Regions from separate parts of the Homo sapiens genome. Here region 1 is linked to region 2. A link is an interaction called in ENCODE POLR2A ChIA-PET data of the cell type or tissue named here. Cell type or tissue: Caco-2. All regions are shown on one strand. Each heading gives the region's core, and the rest is flanking DNA. Links, peaks and the distances in the headings are about the cores only.

What was found. ChIA-PET counts read pairs that join two places held together with the same protein. Peaks named below come from ENCODE experiments on the same cell type or tissue, not always from the same donor. Only the 100,000 strongest peaks of a DNase experiment are listed, where the experiment ranks them.
Region 1: POLR2A ChIA-PET joins it to region 2 with 10 read pairs; 2 of 35 experiments call an interaction of 5 or more read pairs at or near these places.

The regions. Positions count from the first base shown.
Region 1 is chr16:84,838,056-84,843,434 of GRCh38, reverse strand. CRISPLD2 (cysteine rich secretory protein LCCL domain containing 2) reads right to left here. Exons shown (of 15, transcript NM_031476.4): 2 at 4,700-5,013. The coding sequence starts at 4,939. Among named protein-coding and RNA genes, the nearest start is that of CRISPLD2, 21 kb to the right of the region's middle. In Caco-2, for the core only: no CTCF peak of the experiment used is centred there; a DNase peak (open chromatin) is centred at 1,444; H3K4me3 peaks cover 319 bases.
Region 2 is chr16:84,583,170-84,590,445 of GRCh38, reverse strand. COTL1 (coactosin like F-actin binding protein 1) reads left to right here. Exons shown (of 4, transcript NM_021149.5): 3 at 184-341. Among named protein-coding and RNA genes, the nearest start is that of COTL1, 31 kb to the left of the region's middle. RefSeq lists enhancers at 1-119, 4,209-4,258, 6,243-6,748. In Caco-2, for the core only: no CTCF peak of the experiment used is centred there; a DNase peak (open chromatin) is centred at 4,438.

The DNA.
Region 1 (5,379 bases), core at 412-2,911, 260 kb before region 2:
TTTGGGGTTTTAGAATCCACCTTTCAGTGCTAAGGCTGTTTCAAAGGACTGTGGCTTGAAGCCACAGCAGGCAGGGTTGAGCAGGAAGCCACGTTTCCAAGCCGCTTTCTCAAATCTGCATTGCTTGTTTGGGTGTGAACCAGAGCAGAGGGGCAATGCAGCGCAGTGCTGAGGGTGCCGGGCTGAGTGGCAGGGCCCCTGCCACCCCATCCTTTCAGCCTCCTTGCTCCGAGGTAGCCTCAGTAGCATCCATGAAGGCTCAGCCTCCCCAGCAGGCCGGCCTTTTAGACCAAAGGACCCAGATCCCAGCTCCAATCCTGAAACATCACCAAGTAAACAAACAGGAAAACATGAAAGGCCTGCTCTGGGCTGCCCGGGCGGCCTGACTTTCCCTGCTGCAAAGAAGCTCCTTTCACTGGCACTAAGTCTTGCATGAAACCGGGAGGACCACACAGTGCAGGGACAAGAAGACCAGCATGAACCCAGCCTGCTCCAGACCGGGAGGCGGGAAGCATCTGGGATCCTGGGGGTCGCAGCTCAGTCAAGCTCCAGTCCCAGATGCTGACAACCTCTCCAGAGAGACGTGGGGCCTCCCTGCCCCATGAGGACCAAGGCCAAGCCACCAGGGATGCGCGGATTCAATGGGTCTCAACGTTCCCATGGCCCCTTTCCTTTCATTTCTCATAAAGCAACTCTCCCAACAGCATGTTCCAACAAGCCCCCTCTGCTCTCAGAAATTGGCGGCGAAAAAGAAAAACGTAGGTTGGGCACAGTGGTTCATGCCTGTAATCCCAGCACTTTGGGAGGCTGAGGTGGGCGGATCACCTGAGGTCAGGAATTCAAGACCAGCCTGGCCAACGTGGTGAAACCCCGCCTCTACCAGAAATACAAAAATTAGCCGGGTGTGCTGGTGCGCACCTGTCGTTCCAGCTACTCAGGAGGCTGAGGCAGGAGAGTCGCTTGAACCGGGAAGTGGAGGTTGCAGTGAGCCGAGATAGCACCACTGCACTCCAGCCTAGGCGACAGTGCTAGAATCTGTCTCAAAAAAAAAACAATAAGAAAGAAAGAAAGGAAGGAAAGAAGGAAGGAAAGAAGGAGGGAGGGAGGGAGGGACGGAGGGCGGGCAGGCAGGCAGGCGGGGAGGGAGGGAGGGAGGGAGGCTAACTGACTTGGAAGAGGAGGGGAGCGTGGCACGAGGGAACGCAGTGACTCTGAGGGAAGGCTTGCAGGTTTTCCAGCCTCTGCTCTGCCCCTTCAGAAACAGCCCCCGGGCAGGGTTGCTCTGCTTCCAGGAGCCTTTCTCACGGTGCGGTGTGTCCAGAGCTTGGAGAAAGACAGAAAGCCCAGCCAGAAAACCAGTGTAGCCCTGACCCATGGGCAATGCCTCCCAGGTCTCCGGAACGGCTCTTTGTTCTTCACTCCCCGCCTCCCGCCCAAATACCGCCCCGTCACTCCTCACCTGCCCGTCACCTGAGCCGCCTCCCTGCTTCCTGCTGCGCCCTCCAATCCCCAACACCGCACAGCAGCAAAAGTGTTTCACAGCCAGGCGCAGTGGCTCACTCCTGTAATCCCAGCACTTTGGGAGGCTGAAGTGGGTGGATCACCTGAGGCCAGGAATTTGAGACCAGCCTGGCCAACATGGCAAACACCGTCTCTACTAAAAATACAAAAATTAGCTGGCCATGGTGGTGGGCACCTATAATCCCAACTACTTGGGAGGCCGAGACAGGAGAATCGCTTGAACCCAGGGGTCGGGGGTTGCAGTGAGCCGAGATCACGCCACTGCACTCCAGCCTGGGGGACAGAGCGAGACTCTGTCTCAAAAAAAAAAAGTGCTTCACAGTCATAAATGCATCCTCTCCCGCAAAAAAACCCTGTTTCTTTTTTTTTCTTTTTTACCCCCATTTCAGCAATACCAAAACTCTATTCCTCATAGAAAAAAAGGCAGGCTCCTCACCTAGCCTCAAAGCCCTGTGTGATTTGCCCCTGCCTGCCTCTCTGACCTCTTCCAATGGCCTCACTCCCTCAGAAATGAGCCATGGCCCTGCTGGCTTTTTGAGAGCTCCTCTGAGACCCGAAGCTTTTCTCCCGTTAAGGAAAGAGACTCACGAGGCGGTGGTGGCTTTCACACCTTCTGTTCCCTCTGCCCAGAACACCCTTCCCTGCACGCTTGCTTGCTCAACCATGCTCACTCTTCAGGTCTTAACTGAGATGGCTCCTCCGCAGAGTGGGCCACCCTTACTCCTCCCTCTCAGTCAGGATTCTTCCACCCCTAACGTTCTTTCTTGCAGCTCCCCGTATTTCTTCATCTAACTCTGCACAACTCATAATCATGCCTCTTCCGGGAATCCAGGACAGTGCCTGGCACATCGAAGGTGCTCCACAAATACTTCCTGGCTACACTAGTCCGGAGGTGCCGTGTGGACGGGGACCTCATCTGCTTTGTCCACCTCTTTATAGCAAGAATCTCACGGGGTGCTGGGCACACGGGAGGCACTCAAAAATACATAGAATTCACCAGTTGATTAAATATCAGGTATGTGGAAGGCAGAGAAGCAGAGCCTCCTACCCACACATTCAATAAATATGTATAGGCCGGGCACGGTGGTTCATGCCTGTAATCCCAGCACTGTCGGAGGCTGAGGTGGGTGGATCACTTGAGGTCAGGAGTTTGTGACCAGCCTGGCCAACATGGTGAAATCCCGTCTCTAATAAAAATACAAACATGGTGAAACCCCGTCTCTAATAAAAATACAAAAAATTAGCCTGGCGTGGTGGTGCAAGCCTGTAATCCCAGCTACTCAGGAGGCAGAGTCAGGAGAATTGCTTGAACCCAGGAGCCAGAGGTTGCAGTGAGCCGAGATGGCACCATTGCACCCCAGCCTGGACGACAGGGCAACACTCTGTCTCAAAAACAAACAAACAAACAGAAACAATAAATACGTATTAGCACCTTCTATGTGCAGGTTTTGGGGACAGACAGGGTGGCTTTGAATCCCAGCTTCACCATTTGTACATTTGTAGCTGTGTGGTTTGTACAAGTCCTTTAAAGATGAACCTCTCTGAGCCTCAGTTTTCTCTTCTGCAAATTGGTGCTAATACTTTCTATTTTCCAGGATTACTGTCAGGATTAAAGAGGACACAATTCACGTGGCACGTAATAGCCACTCAACCCTCATGCCACGACCCTCCATGGCAGCTTTGTGGGGGAGACACGGGTCATCACCCAGGCCAGCTCAGCCTGTGGCAAAGGAACGTGACCACAGCTTTAAAGACACAGATGAGACGGCAGCGTGTCTCTCAGAGCAATCACAGCAGGGGGCCATGGGTGCATTCCAAAGACATGATGATGCCTGTACCCACAAAGTGGCAAAGACTCAGACTCTGGGGGAGATGTGGATTTTTTTTTTTTTTTTGAGACAGGGTCTTGCTCTGTCACCCAGGCTGGAGTGCAGTGGTGCAATCTCAGCTCACTGCAGCCTTGACTTCCCAGGCTCAAGCGATCCTCCTTCCTCAGCTCCCACCCCCCACCTCCACCTCCACCTCAGTCCCACTGCAGCTGGGACTACAGGTGCGCACCACCATGCCCGGCTAACTTGGATTTTTTTGTAGAGACGGGGCTTTACCATGTTACCCAGGCTGGGACGTGGGTTTGTTTAAAAAGCCATTCATAGCTGACGGATGGCCAAGGTGGAGGCTCCCGGTTGGTGGACGAGGAGGGACCCTGGAAGACTGTGGTCCATTCCTCTGTAGTTCTGGAAAACCAGCCAGGAAGGAAGTTTCCACACTGGAGCTTGGGGTCAAGTAGCAGCATCGCCCAACCACACCTGGAACACCCATCACAATCACCCGGGAGGGTTGACCTTGGCTGTCTTCTGTCACCGTTAGCTCCTTTCCCGGTTAGCAAAGCCTAGGGGTTGGGGAGGCAGGGTCAGTCTGTGCCGGGCCCTTCACAGCCTCGACTTATCTCACAGTCATGGCAACCACGCGAGGAAGGACTCTCCAAGTGGAAAGTGAGGCTCACACGGGCTAAGGAGAAGTCAGGGTGGTGCAGCTAGCGTGTGGCACAGCTGAGATCAGCATCAGCAAAGCCCAGCCCTGGGCCCCTCCCCACTCTGCCTCCAGGTGGGAAAGGCTGAGAGCTGTGTTCCCAGTGGAGCTACCAAGAGTGACATGAAGGCAACGAGGCAGGCTCTGCACAGGGAACCCACGTGTGTTGTTTTGGCAGAATGTTAAGAACAGAGCCAGAGCCAGACAGGGTGACTCATGCCTATAATCCTAGCACTTTGAGAGGCTGAGGCAGGAGGATTGCTTGAGCCTAGGAGTTCAAGACCAGCCTGGGCAACGTAGCAAGACCCCCATCTCCACAAAATATTTAAAATCTAGCTGGGCACCATGGTGCATGCCTGTAGTTCCAGCTACTTGGGAGGCTGAAGCAGGATCGCTTAACCCCGGGAGTCTAAGGTTTCAGGGCATGACGATTGTGCCATTGCACTCCAGCGTCAGTGGCAGAGTGAGACCCTGTCTCAAAACAAACAAACAAAACAGAACAGAGCCGGGATCCTCCCCTGCCAGAGGAGACCCTGAGCCAGCCATCACACGCACTGGCTGGGGAACAGAGCTGGCTGGGGAACAGAGCAGGCTGGTGGCCCAGGCCCCACCCCCGGTGCCAGCCTCTGCGGCCGGAGCCGGCGCTCACCATGTACTCCATGTTGGAGGCCTGAGGCTGCACCTGGCCCCGAAGCTTGTTGTGCAGCATGAGGATCTCCTCCTTGTCCTCCCTGGGGATGGCTCTGCGGACCCGGGAGTGAGACTCGTTGTGCTGGTATTTGCTGAGCAGCTCCTCTAAGAGAGTGACGTTGGGCAGGAGGTAGCCTTGGGATCCGCAGACCAGGAACAGCAGCCCCAAGGGGATGACACCACCCAGGACGCAGCTCATGGCTCCACTCCTGCAGCAACTATGGGACTCACGGGGCAGCCTGGGCTCCTCGGGCAGAGCTGGGCGCTTGAGCTCTGAAAGGAAGCAGAGGGTGGTGGGAGAAGTCGCATTAGTAGGAGCCGGTCACAGCGCTGGCTGGAGCAGCGAACGCAGCACACACGACTCTCTCCATTTTACAGATGCGGAAACTGAGGCCCACAGAAGCTAAACAAGCAAGGTCCCACAGACAGGAAGTGGTGGAGCTGGGATTTACGCCAAGGGTTTCCAGCGAGGCAAGCTGTCAGGATTCCAAAGAGGATAACCTAGAACAGTTCTTCCTGGACTCAAGTTTTCCTTGAGCGAGTCCCTGCATTTTCTAATTATGAGTCAGCATCTCTTATTCATTCAGGACTCAGGTGAATCTCAGGCACAAATTAGCTTCTATCACCTGCCCCAAGGGG
Region 2 (7,276 bases), core at 3,241-5,740:
GTGTGACAAGGGCAGCGGATGAGTGCTTCCCTCCTGTCCTCTGCACATGGTGCTCCCAGGGAACTGCACCGGTCTCCTGCTGTGCTGCTCCAGGCGCACTCGTGGCTCACAGCCTCTCCCCAGGGACATGACATGGGGGTGTTTTAACGCAGCACCATGTTCTCTTTTCGCTTTTGGCCACAGATGACGTCCGGTTGTTTGCCTTCGTGCGCTTCACCACCGGGGATGCCATGAGCAAGAGGTCCAAGTTTGCCCTCATCACGTGGATCGGTGAGAACGTCAGCGGGCTGCAGCGCGCCAAAACCGGGACGGACAAGACCCTGGTGAAGGAGGTCGTACAGGTACTGAGTTCCTCCAGAGTCTGGAGGTCAAAGCTCGCCAAGGGTCACCATCCTGCAAGGAGGGAGAGGGCTGGGTTCGACTCCTGGGTCTGTAGCTTAGCTGTGACTTGGGACAAGCCATGCTATGTCTCTGCACCAGTAAAGCCATTGGTGAAATGTCACCAGAATTGTTTCAGGATGCTGGCTAGGAGGAGTTAACTGTGTTTACGATCCCACCTATCCCATAACAGAAGCTTGGCAGCTGGGTGCCTGCCTCCGTGGGTGGGGCAGGTTGCTTGCTTCTAGAGACGGGAACTGGTGGGGGGACCAGAATAGCGGCCACTACCCTGTGGTGTCCTGGCTGACTGTCGGCGGTGGTCGCAAGGATCCCGTGGGAGAATTCATTTGTACCCTCTCTGAACAGTGCCTACTTTAAGTCTTTTCCATTCTGGCCATTAAAGAAAATGGACATTTGCAATGTCAGAAACTTCCAAGGTTGTTCACTTGGGGTACGGGTAACACGGTCATGTTGAGAAAAGAAAATCTGAACTCCAAAAGGTAACCCCGGGGTAGGGTAGATGAGGGAGAGAGGTCTTTCCCTACTAAAGGGATCTCCATTTCGCAAAAGGATTTCTCACAACCCATGAAGTAGGGAATCTCTCCCTCTTACTGCGCCTTTAAACTGTTGTTCAGGTGACCAGAAACAGTGTGTTACACGTCCCTTCAGCAGCTTGTCTGTTACAGAGGGCGGGGGGTACCACTGCCCATCCTCCACCATGCACATTATTTTAAAGATTCAAAGCAATGTAATTGGTCCATGATAAAACAAACGTTTAAAAACAATAGACTCAGCTGGGTGCGGTGGCTCACGCCTGTAAATCACAGCACTTTGGAAGGCTGAGGTGGGAGGATTGCTTGGCTAAGGAGTCTGAGACCAACCTGGGCAACATAGTGAGACCCCATCTCTACAAAACATAACAAAATAAAATGAGCCAGGCATGGTGGCACATGGCTGTAGTCCCAGCTACTTGGGAGGCTGAGGCGGGAGGTTCGCTGGAAACCAGGAGGTCAAGGGTGCAGTGAGCCATGATCGCACCACTGCACTCCAGCCTGGGCAACAGAGCGAATTCCTGTCTCAAAATAAATAAAAAACAAATAAAAAATAATAGTCTAATGATGGAAGTGGGTGATAGCTAAAGACACAGGGTTTCTTTTTGAGGTCATGAAAATGCTTTAAAATTGACTATCATGGTGGTTGCACATATCTGTGAATATACCAGAAATCACCAAATTGTCAAAAACAAAAACGGGCTGAGCACAGTGACTCACACCTGTCATCTCAGCACTTTGGGAGGCTAAGGTGGGAGGATTGCTTGTGTCCAAGAGTTCAAGACCAGCCTGGGCAACATAGTATTAATAATACTCCATCTGTACAAAAGAATAAAAAATTAGCCCTGTGTGGTGGTGCATACCGGTAGTCCCAGCTACTTGGGAGGCTGAGGTGGGAGGATGGCTTGAGCCTAGGAGGGCGAGGCTGCAGTGAGCCAAGATCTCGCCACTGCACTCAGACTGAGTGAGTGTAGTCAGACTGAGTGAGACCCTGTTGCAAAAAGAAAAACAAACAAAAAAATAGGCTATCTGCAATGTGCTATCTTGAATTGGACCTTAGAACAGAAAAGCTGTTGAAATATAAATAAAGTCGGGAGTTTAATTAATTGTAATGTACCAATGTTGACGTTTTCACTGTGACAAATGTACCACAGTAATGTAAGATGTTAACAGTAGTGAAATATGTATGTGTGTGTTAAGAGGAAGGTAATATGGAAACTCGGTGCTACCTCTTGCAACTTTTCTGTAACTCCAAAGCTCTTCTAAAATAAATTATTATTATTATTATTATTATTTTTAAGAGAGACAGGATCTCACTATATTGCCCAGGCTGGCCTCGAATTCCTGGACTCAAGCATTCCTACACCTCAGCCTCCGAAAGTGCTTGGATTATAGGCCACCACGCCCAGCCCCTAATAAAACTTTTATTTAAAAAATAACAATATGGCCAGGTGTCATGGCTCCCTCCTGTAATCCTAGCACTTTGGGAGGCCAAGGCAGGCGGATCACGTAAGGTCAGGAGTTTGAGACCAGCCTGGCCAACATGGCAAAACTCTGTCTCTGCTAAAAATACAGAAATTAGCCGGGTGTGGTGGTGGGCACCTGTAATCCCACCTACTCAGGAGGCTGAGACAGGAGAATCTCTTGAAACCAGGAGGCGGAAGTTGCAGTGAGCCAAGATCTAGCCTTTTTTGGAGCGAGTCTCCAAAAAAATAAATAAAATAAATAAATAAATAAATAAATAATGATAGGACATAATAGAGTCCTGTGGTCCCCCTGTCAGTTCCCGCTTTTGGACGTCCCTCCTGGCCACTCTCTGGACGGGCTCGCCTCCTGCCTTTCGGCTTTGCTGTGGTCCCAGCCTATAGGTCACACTCTCATCTGCAGCTGCTTTTTTTAAGGTTAATGTAATTTCATAAATGATATGGATGCACCACCTTTGTAATTCATGGTTTTCTGGTAGCAGAGTGTCCTGGTTCACAAGTGTACCGTCATGTACTAAATGTTCCCCTGTTCTTGGCCTCTTAAGTTGCTTCCAATTTTTATTTTTATAAAGAATGTTCCAACCAACATTTTAATACATGCAGCTCCTTTCTGTCTTCTGTTGAGTTATTCTTTTAGAAAACAATCTCGGGAGGTGGGGTTCCGGAGTTAAGAGGCGAGATAATCATTTTTAAAAGGTATGGGCATCAGATTGGCTTTGAGCAGTGCTAGCACTGTGCCTGGGACCGAGGAAATGCTGACAAAGGCCATTTGTTTCACATGTAGTCAGCGTTCCTGGTTGACACTGCTGTCTGCACCCTGTCTGGCCTGGGAGCCCTTGTTTTGGAAAACCACTTATTCAACCCTACAGGCTGTTTTTCTCCAGGCCAGTTGGGTTTTAATGGTTAACCAGCTTCCAGGGGTCTTCCGAGTGGCAGCAGGATGGAAAATGAAAAAGAAGTCCTGTTCTGTGGCCAAAGGTCTCCTGCTGAATTCCGCCCGCCGTGCTTGGCCCACTCCTGGACGTCGCCGGGAGGAAAGGGAGCAGAGGGAGGGGGCTCGCCAGGATGTGTACACGGGGCACCACATTGCAGATCTTGCAATTCTCTTTTGTCTTCCTATTTAAAAAACTGTGGTAAAATACAGGCCAGGCGTGGTGGCTCATGCCTGTAATCCTAGCACCTTGGGAGACCAAGGCAGCCGGTCACCTGAGGTCAGGAGTTCGAGACCAGCCTGGCGAACATGCCAACACAAACCCCGTCTCTACTAAAAATACCAAAAAAGTAGCCAGGCATGGTGGCACGTGGCCTGTAGTCCCAGCTACTCGGGAGGCTGAGGCAGGAGAATTGCTTGAACCCAGGAGATCAACTCAGGAGACTGAGCCGAGATTGCAGCAAGACTCTGTCTAAAATAAATTAAATAAATAATAAAAAATTGTAAAATACAATAACATAAAGTTTACCATTGTAGCCATTTTAAAGTACAATTCAGCTACATTAAACAGAGTTCCAATGTTGTGTAGCCATCACTGCTGTCTAGTTCCAGAACTTTCTCATCACCCCCAAAGGAAACCTCATACCCACTAAGGCAGTCTGCAGAGTTTCTTTCCTCTCTAGAACTCTTTTCAGTTTGGGTAGGTGCGCCGGTGACTGAGGGGGATTGGAGGAAATTAATTCCCTGCTGGGAACCTTTAGGTGGGAGTAGTGGTGATAATTCTTACGTTTGCAAGCTCAAGTAAGTTGAAGCACAAAGAGGAATTGCTTGGCTCTTGGTAGTGGGAAGTGCAGGGGTTTCGGCTTTAGGTGTGGCTAGATCGAGGGCTCATGCAGTATTTTCATCTCATCTCTCAGTTCTGTTTTTCTCTGGGGTTGGCGTCAGGCAGCCTCTGCACAGCCAAAGAAACGGTCCATGCTATGGTGGTCCCTCTGGGTCAGGATCCCAGAAGAGAGAGGCCTCTTTCCTCAGTGTCCGTCAATCTCTTAAGAGGACCCTGATTGGCCCAGCTTGGGTCACGTGCACACGCCTTTGGGCAGGGAGGCGGGGTTTCATGATTGGCAGCTCCAGCGTGATCCCAGTTGTTAGAGAAAGGGATGCTGGTGAATGAAGAAGCGCAGATGTGCATTGCAGTGGGGGAGCTGGAATACTGGCCTGAACTACAGGTGCAGGCTCATATTTTGACCATTATCATTTGCATTTTCCACCTCTCCACTTACGAATGTTAATTATCTGAAGCTGCTACAAGACCTTACATTTATACTGCAGTTGCAAATATAGCCATTTAGGTGACAAAGGGTCCATTCTGCTGGTATAATGCTGTCTTTCCACGGCCGCTAAAACCATGCAGAGACTGGCATGCCTATCAACTTCCCCTCTGCTTCACGGGGATTCAGAGCGGATGTTCTCTAAGGGACCTTCCAGATGGGCCCATTCCGGGTGCCATGTCTTGGGGACCAGGTCACTTCCCCAGCTGCACTTTTTGCCATCATTTCCATATGAAGAAGAAGTAGATTGGCTTTTAGTTTAAGATTACTGTATTAATAAACCCTTGACTTTTTGACAGTAATAAAGTAATGCACATGCATTCTTGTGCTTTGTGTGAAACGTGGAGGGTGTAAATTAATTGCACGGTCATTGATGTGGAGGAACTTGAATCCAGGGGGGCGATTTTTTTTTTTTTTTTTGGAGACAATCTCACTCTGTCACCCAGTCTGGAGTACAGTGGCACAATCTCAGCTCACTGCAGCCTCTGCCTCCCATGCTTAAGCAATTCTGGTGCTTCAGCCTCTCGAGAAGCTGGGGATTACAGGTGTGTGTCACCACACCCAGCTAATTTTAGTGGAGGGATCTGTATGTCACTAACCACCTGCCTGACCATGGGCAAGTCTCTCCCTCCCTGGGCCTCAGTGTCCTCATTTGTAAAATGAAGAATGGGATGAGTTGACTTGCTGTGTCATATTCTATTTTGGCGTATTCTGGAAATTTTTCTTTTCTTTTGTTTTAATGGAGTAATTTGTTTATGAAGGCATTTTACCTTTAAATGAACCTTATTTTACTTTGCCAAGGGGGAAGGTGTAGTACGGTGGACTTTGGAGCCAGATGGCGTGGGTTCAAATTTCAGCTCCATCACTTACTGTGTGGCCTTGGGCACATGGCTTACCCTCTCTGGGCTCAGTCACCTGATGTATAAAGTAAGGGCAATATAGTGCCTGCCTTGTAGGGTTGTGGTGGGGATTAAATGAGCAAATATAGGGAAAGTGCTTAGAACAATGTCTTAATTTCTGGGACCCGGAAGTAGTAGCTGTTATTTCCAGTTTTCTGTTTAGACAACACCGTGATGCACAGTTCACGCAAGAAATGTTTCTACACTGTAGATTATTTCCTTAGGAGATGCTAGATACAGATGCTCAGCTCCAGGACACAGGGCGTGAATCTTGTTGTTCACGGATATTGCCAGCCGTCAGCCACACAGGAAGGGTCTGGCCTCACCCACACTTGCCAGCGCTGACCTCAAAAAGCTCATACTTCACCTGTGGCCGGCACACAGGTGCATCAGCATATGGGGAAACTGAGGCCCACAGCAGTGCTAGGACCTGCCCTAAACTCACAGTTAATGAGTGATAGAGCTGGGGCTAGAGCCTGGAAGAATTAGGAGTGAAGTTCAACTCTGATCCTCTTTAATCTGTATTCAGAGCCTGAGAAACTGAGAGGCGTCTGTGGCTGGGGGAAAACAAGACAAAACAAGACAAATGCCAGCAAGGCCACGGGGCAGCAGGGGCTGCCAGGCAAGCTGGGCAGGGCGATTGCGATGCCCAGACTCCAGTCCGGGGAATGCGCTGAACGCACAGCACGCACGGCTGGCTGGCCACAGCTGTTGTCTGCCACACAGAAGTACCCGGCTGGTGCCCAGGACAGAACCTCGCTCCTATCGTTCTCGTGTCTCTGCAGGATTGTGGGGACAATGCAGTGACCGCTGGTAGTGACCTGCGATGTGCCAGGGCCAGGCTCTCTTGATTTAGAGCCATGCTTGGTCAGTGCTGCATCATGCTTGTCTTGCAGGATGGGTTCATTCACCTGATCCTTTTATTGATTCTTTAACATAATATGAACGTTCACGGAGCCAGGAATCCAGAAGGCATGCAGCTCAGCTTTCAGGAACAGAGGACAACAGAGGCTGCTGCCTCCAAGGAGAAGTGGAGGTGGGAAGGATGGACGTGCCAGGGATGGTGTGAACTAGCCAATTGGAGTCTATTCTGATAGCTTCTGAGCCCCAGGACTAACCAGGCTTAGTGGCGCACACCTGTAATCCCAACATTTTGGGAGACCAAGGCAGGAGGATTGCTTGAGCCCAGGAGTTGGAGACCAGCCTGGTCAACATAGTGGGACCTCGTCTCTACTAAAAACAAAAAAAAATTAGCTGGGGCATGGTGTCGCATGCCTGTTGTCCCAGCTACTCAGGAGTCTGAGGTGGGAGGATCGCTTGAGCCCAGGAGTTGGAGGCTGCATGAGCTGTGCTCGTGTCATTGCATTCCAGCCTGGGTGACAGAGGAAAACCCTGTCTCAAAAATAAGTAAATAAATAAATAAAAATAAACCCCAGGGGCAGGATCGGCTTCATTTCTGGGACCAGATTTAGCCACCCCTCCCCTCTGAGGGCCTCTTTTGGGTACCAATGTGGCAATAATATGAATAACAATAGTTTTATTGTGGCCCTACTATGTGCCTGACACTCTGTGAAGGACTTTCCGTGTATTAAATCATTTGTCCTTCACGAGGCCAGGTCTGCCACTTGCCCTGTTTTATAGATGAGGAGCTTGGGATCCGAAGAAGCTGAGTAACTTGCTCAAGGTCCGGGTGCTTGGACATGGC